2 separate regions of the Mus musculus genome follow, and region 2 is linked to region 1. Evidence: chromatin loops called from intact Hi-C (ENCODE). Cell type or tissue: heart. All regions are shown on one strand. Links, peaks and the distances in the headings refer to the core of each region. The heading gives the core; the rest is flanking DNA. Region 1 holds the start of Gm31068 (a long non-coding RNA gene). Region 2 holds the start of Ap5z1 (adaptor-related protein complex 5, zeta 1 subunit).

Region 1 (8,327 bases), core at 39-8,038:
CTCTTGTTTGTTTGTACGAGTCTAGGAGGCCCAAGGATCTATGCGGTTGGCAGAGAGAGGGGTTTGTGGGCTGAAATCTTTCTGCTTGGGTCTCCGCAAAGCTCTTCCTGCTTAGAAAAGAGGTTTTTGTGTGTCTCCCTTTTTTGGCCTCTGAGGCACGGGGGTGGGGGTGGGGGGCGGGGGTGATTAATAGAAGGCTACCTCAAGATTTCAATAGGGCCACAGCGTGAGCTCCCAGGGCCGGCAGGGCCTTTGTTCCGCAGAAATCTGCGATAAAGCCTTGGTGGCTGCCTGCTTGCAACCCGGGGTCCTCGTTCTGTCTGTGCCAGGCCAATCTCACGACCTGAGCAGCTTGGGAAGGTCGGGGCTAGAGCTGGAGCACAACAATTCTAGATTTCTTTTGTGAGACCCCACAGAGGGGAGATCGTGTGTGAGGGTGGGACTGGTCACCCTGAGAGTCCTGGGTAAAGGGGACAGGCAGCTCCTTCCCTGGGTTTCTGTGATAGAAGTGTGCCAGAAAAAAATGAAGGCCTATGAATGGGACACAAGACACAGGGCTCCCAGCACTGCTAACCTTCAGACAGGGTGTGAGGTCAGCCTAATACCACAACAGAAGCTTTCGCTTGCGCGGACCTGAGGGCTCATGGGAGGTGATGAGACTCGATGGTGTTAGACAGCAACAGCAAGGGAGACATTAGTCAGCAGGTGGGATGGGTCCCTCCTGGGTGTAAAACGTACTTCTTGGAGGTTAAATAGGGGTCATTAGAAGTTATTATGGTCCATGAAAGCAAGGATCAAATGGGATATTTAATTTTTTTTTCTTTTTTCCTCTCTCTTTTTTTTCTCTCCCTCTCCCTCTCAGTGTTGAGGACTGAACCCAGTGTTTCTGGCATGCTAGGCAGGTGCTCTACCACTGAGCCACACCCCAGTCCCTCCCTGGGAGATTCTAGGCAGGGGATCTACCACTGAGCCACACCCCAGCCCCTCACTGGGGGATTCTAGGAAGGAGCTCTACCACTGAGCCACGCCCCAGCCCCTCACTGGGGGATTCTAGGCAGGGGCTCTACCACTGAGCCACACCCCAGCCCCTCACTGGGGGAGTCTAGGCAGGGGCTCTACCACTGAGCCACACCCCAGCCCCTCAATGGGGGATTCTAGGCAGGGGCTCTACCACTGAGCCACACCCCAGCCCCTCACTGGGGGATTCCAGGTGGGTGAGCTACTAATGAGCTTCAACCCAATCCTCTTTGACTTTCCTTTTGAGACAAGGTCTTACTAAGTTACCTGGGCAGGTCTTGAGCTCCGGTCACACAGGCAGGCCTTGAAATTGCTGTCCTCCTGCATCAACCTACTGAGTACCAGCCCTGGCTCCTTCCTCCATTTTGGCTCCATGTTGACCTGTAGTCTATCAGAGAATCCTGTCTGTGCTCAGGGTGGTGTCCTTGTCTCAGCGGCTGGACCCCCATATGTCCTCTGGGACACACCCTCACAGGAGTAAGTGTCCTTTACTCATCTCCTAGGCAGCTCAACGTCTGCATACGTTCTGATTATTATGTGTGTGTTTATGAGTGTGGGTACACATAATCTTACAAATGTATGTCCTAATGATGGTTACTACTGTAATAAAAAACCATGACTAAAGCCACGTGGGGAGCAAAGGGTTTATCTGGCTGACATTTCCACATCACTGTTCATCCTCAAAGGAAGTCAGGCCAGGAACTCAAACAGAGCAGGAACCTGGAGGCAGTAGTCGATACAGAGGCCATGGAGGGATGCTGCTTACTGGCTTGCTCCTTGTGGCTTGCCCAGCCTGCTTTCTTATAGAACCTGGGACCACTAGCCCAAGGATAGCACCACCCACAATGGGCTGGGCCCTTCCTTATCAATCACTGAGAACCTCACCTGCAGCCTCGCCAGCCCACATGTAATACAAATGAATGTCTCCTGTACTTTGTCAGCTGCTGTCCACTTACCTTTTATTCTGAGACTGTCTCTTGTTGGTCTGGAACTTGTCAGTTATAGTAGGTTGACCAGCGAGGGGTTATAACCATGATTCACAACACCAGGATGCTTTTAAAAGGTGGGCTCTGGGGCTTGAACTTGGGACTCAACTTTGTAAGGTAAACATTTTAACTGACCTACCATCTCAGCCCAAAATTTGCATACTGATCAGTGTGGGAGTTTGACCAGCTCTGTTTCCAACTTGGCCCATTTATTTCTCCTTTAAAATATCTGGTGCTTCTCTGCTCCTGGGAGGTTACCATTTTGATTAGTGGGGATACCTGCTCAGGAAAGCACAGAACTCCTGGACTCAAGTGATCCTCCTGCCTCAGCCTCCAGAGTAGCTGGTGTGTGCCACTGAGCCTGGCTCAAATTTTGCATGCCCAAGTGTGGAGAGCCGTGAGCAATTGCCATCATGAGCCTCTGCTGTGCCTAACTGGTAAACAAGTAATGTGCGCAGGTGCAAGAGTAAATTCGTGCCAAGTCACTGCCTATCCCGGGGCGTAGTAATGGGATGATGAGTGAGCAGCTAATCAGGAGCTGACACGTCACATGGAGGGGTATATAAGCAGCATCATTTTCCTTGTTCGGGGTTCTTCTTCTTTGGCCTATGCAATCAATGCTCTCCCAATAAACGTGTGCAGAAGGATCCTGTTGCAGCGTCGTTCTTCCTGGCCAGTTGAGCGCGTGCAAGACCCAAGTCTAAACTCCCAGTTTACTTATATGAGTAAATTTGGAGATAGGGTCTCTACAGAAGTGATTCAGGAAAGATGATGTCACCACTTAATTCAATTTTCCTGGTATAAGAGGATTGGGAGGCAGAGGGGGACCCTGTGAGGATAAAGGGAGGAAAGAGCAAATGCCAGCCCAAGAGACAGGCTTCAGTGGGGCCAACTCTTCGGACCCCAAGATATCCAACCTGCAAAACGGGAAGAGAATGAGTCTGTGGTGATGATCACAGTGGTCCACGCTGCCTGCTGAGAGCTGTTCTGTGGATTAAGTAAAAAACTGGGGCCAGTGCAGGGAGGCCTCATGGGATTCCTCTATGACAAAATGCCAGCCATTGTGCCTCTCCCATTTGGGACCCAAAGTGGAATTATCTGATTCCCAGTGGAATTAGAGGGGCTTTATAATGTTATATGACAGACTTTTTCTAGGGAGACGTAACACACACACACACACACACACACACGTGTGCCCACTCACCTCAGAAAGGGAATCTACAACAGACCAAATCAAGGGCCATACCAAATTGCAATCTGGTGAACCAATGAGTTTTTTATTGGGGTCACTTACAAGACAGATGCCATCACTGAAAACTCAGACCATCTAGATGAGTAGCAGGCAGCTCCACCTTCTGAGAAATCTTGCAGTTTCAGCTGACCAGTCTCTTCCCCAAGCAGCTGTTTCCTAATGCTATAAAGCTGAGGAGGGGCCTTTCACAATCTTCTAACTTGCCATTTCTCCAGACATGTGATGCTGTTTTACCTCTGGAATCTCCTGAGCCTCTACCTCCTCCTGCCTCAGCCTCCCAAGTGCTGGGATTGCAGGTGTATTACCAAGCCAGAATACTTGTTTATCTCGTTAAATCTTTTTAGAACAGGGTACAAAGGGCCGCTGAGAAGGCTCAAGTGGGTAAAGGTGCCTGGTGATCGGACTTACATGGTAGACGGAGAGAACTGGCTCAAGTAAGTTGTCTTTTGACCATCACAATAATTGACAAATAGATGTTTCAAATACTAGTATAGTGGCATAAAGTTTACAAAGGCAGCAACTTAAGAACCAGCCGGCTATTTAACAATCAGCATTAGGTGCCTGGACAGCAGCTCGAGTGTTCAGTAGGCTCTCATAAACACAATCTCGAAGACTAAGTGCTATAATAAAGCGCCTGTAATGTTTTAATAACTTCCTCTTTGAACCGTTCATTTATGACTGACTGTGTCCTGAGTGTGGAATAGGTTACTGCCTGGACCTTCCGGACCCCTACCCGCAGAATGCGTGCTCCTTCATCCACTCATCCATCCCTGGCAAGTCACGTCTTTCCCTGAGGCCCCGCCCACCACACAGCAGCCGCCACGCTTGTGATCGCGGACCACTGTTCCCTCTCCCCGCGTGGGTCAGAAAACGGCGTGCAAGCTCAGCCGGGACACCGGAAGACGCCTGATGCGTCCCTCCGAGCATGCGCGGAGGGCAGCGGGCGCCACTAGGGGGCACTGCGGATCCCGTGGGGGAGGGGCGCGCCGCCGCGCGGGACCACGTGCGCACCACGTGGCGCCCGGCAGTCCGGGGGCTGTGGTAGGGTCGTCCAGGCAGCCATCCCACAGCCCGCGTGGGTGGCGGAAGCCGTTCTCTCCGTCTGCGCCCCGGTGCCCACTGACCTCTGACCTCCGACCTCACTGACTTAGGGTTACCCCTCGCCGCCGGTCGCGCGGTGTGTTTATAAACAGAACTCCCGGTGGGAGCGAAACCGCGGATCGCTGGATTCAGACCCAGGGGAACGGAGCCTCCGCACATGCGCACCGACGGTTGCATACGCGCATGCGCAGAGGATGGGTAGCGGCGGGTGCCTGTCCCCGCCCAGTGCGTCCTTACGCAGTGCCGGCGACTCTTCTGGGAAGTGCGGCCCGGAAGGGGCACTAGTCAGGATCCTGCCTACCTTTTTTGACCATAGTGTCTCCAGTGGACACTGTGAACTGGCAGCTGAGGACGGTGAAGAATCCGATGAGTGCAGCACAAGGAACGACGCTCATGTTACATGTGTTTTATTTCAAAAGTGGGAGGGAATTAACATTATGCGATGAGCCTTGAGGACGTTGTGCAAAAAAGGAGGCACACACCTGTAATCTAGTAGCTCGGGATGCTGAGGCAGGATGGCAAGACCAGACATATCCTGTGAGAACTTGCTTATATGAGGTTCCTGGAGTGGTAAAAGTCAGAAAGTAGGAAAGAGACCTCAGGGATTCGGAAGGAGAAAATGAAAGTGTTTAACACCTGCGAAGTGCCTTGAGTTCTGGGACTGGGTGTTGGTGTTGGTTGAACATTGTGAATGTGCTTTGTGCCACGAGACTGTGCTCAGAATCGGTTAAGGTGTCCCGGCCGTGGCTTAGTGAAGAGAGTGCTTCCTTAGTGTGCACTCCAAGACTGCATAAAGCAGGTGGTGCATGCCTGCAATCCCAGCCTTTGGGGGACAGAAGCACAAGGGTCATTAAGTTAAAGGCTAGATTGGACTATAGCAAGAGACATTGTGAAGTGTCTTGCATGTATTTCATTTCTTAGGTTGGGTCTTGTGGATACCATGCGTTCTTTCTGGGAGCTAAGCGGACATTGGTCTGTTCACTTTGTGACTCCAGCCAGCTCTAACCAGCACCAGGTTTCAGGCCCTGTTAGATTAAGTCTCTTATGTCCCTGACATTAGCCTAGGGAAGCAGCCATCCTTCTCTGTCTTCTCTGGTATGTGTCCATTTTATAAACACATGTCCCTGGTTGCTAAACACTAGGTATTTTGCAAGGAAGCAGGTGACCCACACAGGTAAGGAGTCTCCTCTGCACGGACTTTCTTTCTACTCTGGTGGAGGGCATTGTTGATGAATACAGAAAAATGTCAAGCGGCTACTGTTAGAAGAAAGGGTGATTTTAATATTTTAATTGAGCTTTTTTTTTTTGGTTTTTCAAGACAGGGTTTCTCTGTGTAGCCCTGGCTGTCCTGGAACTCACTCTGTAGACCAGGCTGGCCTCGAACTCAGAAATCTGCCTGCCTCTGCCTCCCGAGTGCTGGGATTAAAGGCGTGCGCCACCATGCCCGGCTTAATTGAGCTTTTATTCACTCACTTTGCATGTGTGTGCCTTCCTGATAGAGAAGGTATTCTGTCTCCATTAAACATTATTTCATTTCTTTTTCTAGACCTTGGTACCTACCATTCTACTTCCTATGAGTGTGTGTGTGTGTGTGTGTGTGTGTGTGTGTGTGGGCAGAGATGTATCACAATGCATGTATAGAGGTCAAAGGACAACTCAGACAAGTCAGTTCTCTCCTCCCACCATGTAGATCCCAGGAATTGAACTCAGGTCATCAGAGTCTCTACCCGTTGTGGGTCTCACTGACCTGTGATCTAATCTTGATCCAGGAGATGGTGAAGAATTTGCTGAGCCTATTCCTTTGCGCTGACACCAGTGTTCATGTGTCACAAAGAGGCAGCTGAGGGAGGGCTGGCGTTCTCCCTTGGGGTTACCATGGAGAGAGAAAACAATCCGTATACAGAGCTCTAGGGCTGGGATCACCTGGCGAGTCTGAAGCATAGGAAAAATAAGTCAAGGGCACGGGAGGAAGGAAGAGGGTGGTGGCGAGATGTGAAGACGGAGAGCCATGCCTCATATGACAATCCACCCCAGTGTGATAACATTGAGTCAGGGGCTCACTGTCTGGGTTGGCTGGCTGGCCAATGAGCCCCAGGGACCTCCACATTGTCCCTAGTGTCCATCTGTGTTTTACATGGGGGCTGGGAATTGAACTCAGGTCTTCACGTTTGAGCAATAAGTGCTTTCCTAAATGAGCCAGCTCCCCAGCCCCTTTCTCGGCTTTGGTTTTGAGATGGGATCTCACTGAGATGCACAGCCTGGACCTTGAACTTGCTCTATAGGACAGGCAGGACTTAAACTTTCAGTTTTCCTGCCTCAACCACTCCAATAGCTGGGACGACTGGCCTGCACCATTGGGCCTGGCTTTGTTTATCTTATTAATGGTTATATTTGCAGCAGCATGTGAAGGCCCTAGCTTCCTCCAGCACTCAGTAAATGCTTGAGGAGTGAGTAGTAGATTTCACAAGGAATCCACTCTACAGTGGATGATACAGAGCCTGTATCATCATCATCTCCTCCTCTTCCTCCTCCTCCAGTTTATTTATTTTAGGCCTGAGTACACTGTAGCTGTCTTCAGACACACCAGAAGAGGGCGTCAGATCTCATTACAGATGGTTGTGAGCCACCATATGGTTTCTGGGAATTGAACTCAGGACCTCTGGGAGAGCAGTCAGTGCTCTTAACCTCTGAGCCATCTCTGCAGCCCCAGGCTCAGAATTCTTAACAGTAGCTTGCAGAGCACATGCTAGGAGCTTTGTAGACGTTCCCAGAACTTTCTACAGCATCCCTTAGACCCATTTATCAGAGAGGAACTAGAGGCTCGGACAGAGAGCCAGGCTCCAAACCATGGGTTGGGTTTGTTGTGATCTGAGAGTCGCTCTACAAACCACACAATTACCAATCTCAGTTAGACAGGGATGGTTTATTGAATGCAAACCCTAATACTAATCAGATCAGGAAAGAAGCTCAGAATGATCTGAACTATGACCCCAAACATCTTTTTCTGTCAGCATATAAAGGGACCCCCCCCAACAAACCCCACAGTGAGCTCATAAGCAGGTACAGGAAGTGCTGCCCAGTGGTCATCTCTGGCTCAAGCCATTTTAGACGTAACAGCTTATAATGACCTTTAATTTGATATGAAGCTTTGTGGAATTTCCTAAGATAAATAGAGCTCAGAACATGCAGAACCTAACAGAATATGTGGTCAGCATGGTCCTGCTCTGAGTCAAGTTATTTTTCTGTGTCAGTGACTGGCAGGCATATTACAGCAATATGGAATAGCTGGCAGGCTTGGAGGAAAATGGCTACAGCTGTGCTGCGCATGTTCACACTCTGGGGCGGTTGGGGGCAGGGGGCAGACCTCAGCAGGGTTGGGTTTCACTGACGAGGACTCTCTGCTTCTCTCTGCCAAACCAGTCACAAGTCAGGTATTGTTCAGTTGTGACGAAGGATCAAAACACACCTCATAACCACAGGTGGCCAAGTGGCCTCATGTGACAAATGACAAAAAGCATTAGGATAAAAACGGAGGAGGTTGTGGCTGTGGCTCAGTTGGTAGAGAGCTTGACTAGCGTGCAGAACGCCTTGGGTTCCATTTCCAGCCCTGCTTGATCTGGTTTTTACCTGGGAGGCAGAGGCAGCAGGATCAGCAGTTCACAGCCATCCTTGAATACGTATCTAGTGACGTCAGCCTGGGGTGCATGTGACGTCATTTAATATAAACCAAAAGGAAGCAGGGCATACTAGTGGCTCAATGTAGGTGTTGGGACTGGGGAAATGGCTCATTTGGTAAACTCTGAGAACCCGAATTTAATCCTGGAATCTACAGAAACATTCCAGGCATGATGGTACACACTCATAATCCCAGTCCCCCCCCCCCCAAAAGATGGCAGGCAGATTCCTGAGGCTGCTGGTTAGTCCAGCCTGATTGATGAGCTCCGGGCCCCTGAGACCCTGTCTCAAAACAC
Region 2 (8,270 bases), core at 1-8,000, 96 kb before region 1:
ACATACCCAGCCTGTGAGGGAGCATTTGTCATTTCAACTCCGCTGAAGCAGTGGGGACTCACCTGCCGGGTCCTGGGTGTGGAGAAGAAGCCCCCTGAGTACGGAAGCCCCTGCTGGATGCTGGCGTAGCGAAGCCAGTCCACCAGCCTTTTGCTGAGCAGGTTGGTCTGGTCTGCAGGAGGAGAAGGGTACAGTGTGTGTGTGTATGTGTGTGTATGGGGGAGGGGGGGAGAGTTAAACCCCCAGACTCCCAGGTAGTGCTGAGTTTGTTCAAGAGAAATTGGGGCTCAACAGAACCCAACACCATGGGTGCAACCTGGTAAGCTATGCAGGCTTCTCCAGACAGCTCAACCCTCCCCCCACCACACCCTATAGTATAGCCGCTGTGGGAAGATGCGTCCAGTACCTTCCATGAGGATGCCCGGGGCAAGGCCAATGACCTTGGACAGGATGGGGAGGAGGGGCCGGACACTGGGCCCCTCAGGCTGCCGGTTCTCGAGGATCTTGAAGATGCGCTGGCTCACACATCTGATCTCTCCTTTTCTGTCTCCCTTCAAAGCAGGACAGGGAGCTGAGGACACGGTTCAGCTGGCAAAGCGAATGCCTTTCCAGCTCATGGACCTGAGTTCAATCCCCAGAGAGAATCTGGAAAGTACACTAGAGTCGCTCTTCGAGTGCAGGGACCATCTGTTCAGGAATGTCACATGGGCAGCCCAGGCTCTAAAGTTGGACTTAGCTATCAACAGAGACTTGGTGTGTGTGCACACTGGAGCATGTGTATATTATGTGTGCACCCATGAGACAGGAGAGGGCAGGGGGGCTATGCACACTTGAGATACTCATTAGACCATCCGAGGGGGGCTGGAGAGATGAGATGGCTCAGCGGGTAAGAGCACTGACTGCTCTTCCGAAGGTCCTGAGTTTAAATCCCAGCAACCACATGGTGGCTCACAACCATCTGAAATGAGATCTGATGCCCTCTTCTAGTGCATCTGAAGACAGCGACAGTGTACTTAGATATAATAATAAATAAATCTTTAGGCCAAGCCGGGCGTGGTGGTGCACGCCTTTAATCCCAGCACTCAGGAGGCAGAGGCAGGCGGATTTCTAAGTTCGAGGCCAGCCTGGTCTACAAAGTGAGTTCCAGGATAGCCAGAGCTATACAGAGAAACCCTGTCTCGAAAAACCAAAAAAAAAAAAAAAAAAAAAAAAAATCTTTAGGTCAGATCAAGAGGGGCCGACTGGAGTGAGCAACCTTCATTCCCAGCAACCACATGATGGATCACAACCATCAGTACAGCTACAGTGCATTCATATACATTAAATTAATCAATAAATCAATCAATCTTTAGACCATCCAAAGGAATGGGCACCAAGCTGACTGGGTCGCTGTAGCACACAGATACATGGAGGGACGCAAACCAGCTTGCTGTATTCCTGAGACCTCCCAGAACCACCAGAAACAGACGCCACTCACCCACTACCCCACCAACCCCAATGGTGGCAATTGTCTTACCTGGGCCAAGAGCACAGAGGCCACAAGGCTAAGCTGCCGGGTGTTTGGGGTGTGATCACAGGACAGGGCCAGGTCGTTAAAAGGTGACATCTCTCTCAAGATAGCAGCACAGAGGACCTGGAGCTGCTCAGGGCTGGCAGGCAAGCAGAGAGTGGTCTGTAACAGGTCCACACACATCTTCTCCAGCCTGGAACGCAAGATCTATGTCAAGAACACTGGCATCTCAGGAAAGCTGGCTGGGACCTGTCTGGAGGATGCACAGGGGTCCAGGGCTGCTCACTCACCTACGGGGGTACTTGGTGGCTGAGACGATGAGGAAGAGTCTCTGCAGGGCATCCACGGTGGCTGGTCCTGGGGCTTCCTGCAGCAGCTTAGTGACCCGGGAGCAGAAACGCCGTAGCTCCTCATCCTGGATTTCCCTAAGGAAGGAAGGGGGACCACAGCGCTGACCCACGCCCCTAGTGGGGGACAGAGAAGGCAGGGAACAGTCACCCAGGCTCACAGTGCCTGCGGGTGATTTTATAGGACCTGGGGCACAGACAGGTTCCTCCCCTGGGACTGAGACGCAGCACCCCCAGTTTCCTAGTGGTACCCATTAATGGTGAGGCGTACAGCTTTGTTCTGTTGCTCCCGTGGCAAAAAGAAAACACTGTTTTTTAAGGCTTTGCTTTTTGAGACAGGGCCTCACTTTGTAGCCCAGGCTAGCCTGGAGCTTGCAGCAATCCTCCTGCCTCAGCTTCTCCGTGCCAGTAAAAGGTTTTATGAGTCTTTCAAAAGTCAGGGATATTTAGTCCAAGCTGCCTCTCCTCTTACCCTAGAGTCTTGCAATGTAGCCCAGGATGGCCTTGAACTTACTACATAGCCCAGACTCAAACTCTTGATCCCCTTTCCTTATCTTCCCAAGGTGTTTGCCTGGCTCCCCCCACCCCCAGGGCCTTACATAATAAGGAAGTACTCTCAACTTCAAAGGCAGCACTCACACGTGTTGAAAGCCGCTTCCCTGAGCCTTGGGAGAAGAGCAATGCAAAGCTTCCACACTGAAGAGCAAAGACTCCCGGCTGTAAGACTGTAAGAAAGCCTGAGATGTCGCTGGCCTAACACAAACACTCTAGGACTGAGCCGGGCTTCAGTGTGGAAATGTGTTTCCTTGCTTCTATTCCAAGCTTAAAAGGAAGGAAAAGAGGTGGAAGGGGTGCCTGCCTACATGCATGCTGGGTTCCTTCCCAGCACCACAAAATAAAGGGCCATGATGAAGGAATTGCCCAGCGTGGTGGTGGCGCACGCCTTTAATCCCAGCACTTGGGAGGCAGAGGCAGGTGGATCTCTGTGAGTCTGAGGCCAGCTTGGTCTACAGAGTGAGTTTCAGGGGCCACACAGTAAAACTCTGTCTCAGCCATCTCTAAATAAATAAATAAATGGATCAGTTGTCTGTGGGCGCTGAGGAAGAGAGCCCCCAACTTCCTAAATCATGGCTGACAGTCCCACTATGGTGTCCTGACAGGGCTGATGGTTTGCAAACTGCCCCCATTTTGAGCCTGTCTGTCAGGTACTTGAACTTGGTTCTGCACTGTCTCTGCAGGTACCACATGTCCCAGGCCGAGGAAGGTCTCCAGTAGCTTTCCTACCACCCTCGCCTGCTTTGTTTCCTGCATCCTCCACCCAGAGTCTTATTGAGGCACCTAGAGAACAGGCTGGGTGAGCAAAAGGAGATACAAATGGCCCAGGGTTGTACCCAACTGGGGCAGTGATAAACCACAGATGCTATGAGACAGGATAGCGTTATTTTTGTGTTGGCATGAAAAGGTTACTGCTTAAAAATGAAAAGTACCCACCCAGTACTGAAGGCAAAGGAGGGCTGTGGGCCCATGGGGAGACTGTGTGGCTGGGTCACCAACCATTTTCCTAATAGATCTTAAGAAAACTGTCTTTGTTTTTTAATTTATTACATTTATTTATGTACATGTTGGGGTGCTCGAGTGGAGATCCAAAGACAACTTGCTGGAGTTGATTTTCTTCTTCCTCCCCGAGCCCCGGGGGTCGAATCGAGAGAGTCAGGCTTGGTGGCAAGGTCATTTACCTATTAAGTCCCTCTGTCTTCGGAGTACTGTCTTGTTCGTAGACTCCAGACTTTTAACTCTTTCAGGCTCTGGGAGATCCCAGAGATCTTAACCATTCTAAACTTTCCCCACGAGTGGCCCAGCTCAGAGTCCAGATTTGTCCCTTTGCATTTTCAGTTTACCAAATGCATCAGGTCTGGGCTTCGGGTAGTCGTTTCCTTCGCTGAATCACGTACCACCAAGTCTTGGGCTGGCTATTTGGGAAAGAACCTAGACTCTCAGTGCAGGGTCAGCACTAGCATGGACCCAGACACGATGAGGAGGATCCCTTAGCTGAGTTGTGCGCCTCACATTCCACGCAGGTCGCCCTGAGCCCCGGACCCGGCGCCACACGGAGACCCGAACCGTGCAGCGGGACCACCGCCTCCCCGCTCCTCCCCGGCTTCGTCTCACGCCCCGTGGCCCCAGCCCCAGATCGGCAGACCTGGCCTGGTGCAGCAGACTTTCCGCGCCCGCCGAGAACATGCCGACACGGCTCCAAGCCCACCAGTGCCCGAAACGTTGCCGCGGACTTCCGGGATCGTGTCACATGACGTGTCATGTGACCGGACTGTGTCTGCCCTCTTTCGCCCCACCTCTTACCCCCGCCACCACCCTCCCGCGTCCTGGCTGGATCACGTGGGAGAATCTGGAGCGCTAGCTGACGGCTTCCGGTGCCACACCACGTGGGAGGGCCATCCCTCCCACTCCCCCGCGCAAAAGACAGACCAGCTTCCGGTCCTGCGGCAGGTGGGCGGGGCGGGGCGGAGGCCTTGGCCAAAATATTGCAGTACAGAAGCCAGTTCCCGCCTAGCTCCTGGGCTTCTCTCCACGTCAGTCAGCAGCCAGGGAGTCATGGAACCGTGGTCCTTGGAACCCAGAACTCCTGGCTCCGAAACAGTTTCCTTTGATCCCGGAACTGCCAGTGGTAGACTCTAGACCTGGAGAGACTAGGCAGGCACATAGTTTAGCAGTAGGGTGACTAGATTTACCCCAGTGAGAGGCTGGGGGCGCGACTTGGTGGCAGAGAAAGAACATCCTTAGCAAAAGCTGTATGGCAGACACGTTTTATAAATTCTGTCAGGCTCTTTGCTGCAGAAATACCCAATGTCTTGCTAGTCTTGGGTTTTAAGATGAGGCCCTGGCACTATTCACCTATTTGGGTTGGGAGATGGGTGCCTATTGCACACACAGAAAAAGGAAACTGGTAGTAGACTGAGGAGCTGTCACAGTGGGAAAGACACTTGGACCCGTGTCTTTCTGGCTCTTGCCAATCAATACCTAGTGCTCATGGCCTAGTAATAAGCAAGGCTTCAGGGAGAAACGGGCAGAAGTAGAAACGGCTCAGCTGGTAAAAGTGAACATGAGTACCTGAGTTCCATCCCTGGGTGGCCATATAAAAATAAAACCCACACTTGCAGTCCCAGCACTGAGGAAGTGGAGATCGGAGTATCCCTAAGGGTTGCTGGCCGGCCCTAGCTTACTTGGCAAGTCCCAGGCCAACGAGAGATTCTGTCTCAGAGAAGAGGTAGGGCAAGAAAGAAGACTCAGAACCTGAAAGTGATTGACACACAGGCCTGACAGGCTGAGTTTGGGTCCTCAGAAGCTACATAAAACCTGAGCCCAGTAGTGTAAGGATTTGTAATCCCAGCACACCTACAGGAGATGGAGGAGGCAGGAGACTCTCCTGAGGCTGGAGGATAAGCCGCCCTGGCTTATGAGATGGTAAAGAGAATCTGTCTCAGACAAGGTGTAAGTAGCCATGAGGGTGGGCACCTGAAGGCTGTCCTCTGATCTGCTCACGTCTCCTGTGGCCAGTGTACATATGCCTATGCCTCTGCATGTGAACACACACCCCACTTGAGGAACAGCAGCTGAGGTTGTCCTCTGCCTCCACACAAATACACACACAGGTGCAGTCACACCCAAAAACATGTACACAGAAAAAAGGGACAAGTGGGTTGTTTCTCACCTGGCTGAGTGTCAGGATGAATGCCAGGGGCTCTGAGGCAGCCGCCATGGGGTGGTGGCTTGAGTGAGAATGGCTCCCATGGGCTCATATACTTGAATGTTTTGACCCCAGTTGGTGGAACTGTTTGGGAAGGGTTAGGGGGTGTGGCCTGCAGTCAAGTGCCCAAAGCATCCCCCATTAGCTCAACTCTGTCCTGCAGCGGCTGTCTCAATATGTAAACTCTCAGCTACTGCCCCAACCCTATGCCTGCTTGTCTGCTGCCACGCTCCCTGCCACAATGGTCATAGACTCTAACCCTCTGGAACTTCGAGCTGCAAATTAAATGCCACCCCCTTTGTCACACCCTGGCCCAGCGGTGGACCTGTGTCAAAAGTCAGGGGAGATGGGCTAGCTCTTGCCATCTGTACACCATCTTGCATCCTTGGAGCTCAGGCACCGGCAAGACTCTACCTCACCCCATGGCTTCCTGGACTGCACACCTGGGAGGCATGCAAGGAAACACCTGGGGACCAGAAGCAGTAGTGCGTGTCCAGGCTATCTATTGGTCTGCCCTTCACAGTCACCCACTCCCAGGGACCACTCATACCCTTGGGTACATCTCTTTAATATATAATTTTTATTTCTGGTTATAGAAACAAATGCTAAGAGGAGAAAACAGAGCTTCCCCACCCACATACAACAACCGAATAGATAAAAGAACAGTTCAAATGAATGAAAAAGAAAGTAGAAATTTCCACTTTGTTATAGCTTTAAAACATTAACGTCTAATAATAGTTAGAAATCACATTCAGGTGTCAAAACTTTTTGTTTAAAAAAAGGATGGTTCTGTTATAAAAAAATACTGTATCCCGTTTGAAATGAACGCCCAGGTGTTGCTGCTTGGTGTGTGGGTCCGCAGGCCTTTCTTACCCCTGCCTCCAGAGTGGGACCTTCGCTCACTGAGGTGGGGCACGTCCCATCTCTGGAACTCGGATTCCCATCGTATTGGGTACCACTGCTTTTAAAGCACTAAGTGTTAAACATATCATGAAAATACTTGACAGCCACTGTAAAAAATGAAACAAAACAAAATCACACATGCTCTCACGCACGCACACACACACATACTCCCTGAAGACCCTCCCCCAATTACTTTTACAGAATTATCATTCAGTTAAGAAAAAGAACCGCCTCACTATTGGCTTTAGCCCCTCCCTCACACGTGCACAGCTGCTGCCCGCCCCCCCCAAGAACACAGCAGAATCCAAGGAGAGACCTGGAAAACAGCTAGGGTCACCCCTCCCCACCCCCACCACCTTTTCCCAGCCTAAGAATCAAGCTAAGGTATTATCAGGGATCCCAAATGCCCCTCCCACCCAGGAAGGACGTTAAGAGGAGACTATGGGAGAGAGGGACCAAATTGAAAATATTAGATTTTTGAATTCCCAGTTTTACCAATTAAAAACAAAAGTTCTAAGCCAGCAAATTCAGACTCAGAAGCCAAGGTGCCATTTGGATACATACAGGACAGAGAACATGAACATTCAGTGGGTCACGGAGCTCAGAGTCAGCCAGTCCCAGGGACACAGGGGACAGTGCTGAGGTTGCTCTAATGGTGGTAAGTGCTTCACATATGGGGTTGTGGACCACACCTGGCCACTGTCTGCACTCAGGCTTTTGGGGTGCCTGGGCCCCAGATTCCTCCACACTGGTCACCTGTGAGTAGTCACAGGAACAGGATTCCAGAGGTAAAGCAGCAGGCCCTTCTAGTCCTCTAACTCTCACAAGGCAGGTGTGCGTGTGTGTGTGTGTGTGTGTGTGTGTGTGTGTGTGTGTGTGTGTGTGCGTGCACACACAGACAAGGACTTAGGGGAAGAGGTCCTGGGGGCCCTAGGCAGCCTGTGTTTGACAGCTTAGCCCAAGTACAGAAACACATGCTTTTCATTGTGACTGAAGCACTCTAAGTATTTTGAGAGAGAGAGACACACACACACACACAGAGACAGACAGACAGACAGACTCCTCACTGAGGGATCTTTACCACTGCTGGCTCGGCACCAGCTGTGAGGGCAGCCCTCAGCCTCCAGTCCCACCGGCTTACCTCCCCTTAGCTCTTACCAAACTGCTCTCCCTCTAGCTGGCCGCTTCCTCCCTTCGAGCATCCTCTGTCCTGCCTCGTGCCCAGATGGTACCTCTGGAGAAGGCATGCGGCTGGCCTCATCTGTGGGACAGGCCTGCCCAGGCTGTTATGCCCCGTGCCCATGGGGGGGAGTGTGTGTGTGGGGGGCAGGTTCTAGAATGTTCCCTGCAGTAGAGCTGAGGCCTGATAGAGGGAACCTTGGAGCAGTGAGGCAATGCAGAGGAGCAGCCAGGACCACTCAGGGGGCTTTTGTTCTTCACCACGAGTAGAAAACCTACTTTTCCTAAGGAAACATCTGTGGTTGGTTCAAAAATGTTCCCTTGCCAAGCAGCTGTGACGTTAGGGGTTAGGGAGGGCAGAGAGAGAGAGAGACGTGCCATATGCCAGTCTGTGGGGGCACCTAGGCCACACCCTGCTGTGTCACCAGTGTAGCAGCTTTTGGTACAGAAACAAACAAACAAAAAAAGACAAAACGCAAACAGCGCTGGGCCATGGTAGCATGTAGGCCATCACCCCAGAAATTCAGGAAGCTGAGGCAAGAGGACTGGGAGTTCAAGGCCAGCCTGG

Evidence for each region. Peaks named below come from ENCODE experiments on the same cell type or tissue, not always from the same donor. Only the 100,000 strongest peaks of a DNase experiment are listed, where the experiment ranks them.
Region 2: a loop joins it to region 1, with 6 times the contacts of the local background. A loop is called at or near these places in 2 of 42 quality-filtered maps.

Annotation. Positions count from the first base shown.
Region 1 is chr5:142,363,616-142,371,942 of GRCm38, reverse strand. It overlaps Gm31068 (a long non-coding RNA gene), which reads right to left and starts at 6,273. Exons shown (of 2, transcript XR_377177.3): 1 at 6,104-6,273; 2 at 4,743-4,918. In heart, for the core only: CTCF peaks have their summits at 3,958 and 4,168 (motif pointing right); a DNase peak (open chromatin) is centred at 4,592; H3K4me3 peaks cover 2,644 bases; H3K27ac peaks cover 2,982 bases.
Region 2 is chr5:142,459,923-142,468,192 of GRCm38, reverse strand. Foxk1 (forkhead box K1) reads right to left here. Exons shown (of 9, transcript NM_199068.2): 9 at 6,178-8,270. Ap5z1 (adaptor-related protein complex 5, zeta 1 subunit) reads right to left here and starts at 4,262. Exons shown (of 17, transcript NM_172725.2): 1 at 4,058-4,262; 2 at 1,801-1,935; 3 at 1,517-1,703; 4 at 407-551; 5 at 63-172. The coding sequence starts at 4,098. In heart, for the core only: no CTCF peak of the experiment used is centred there; DNase peaks (open chromatin) are centred at 4,272, 4,982, 5,444 and 5,884; H3K4me3 peaks cover 1,865 bases; H3K27ac peaks cover 1,740 bases.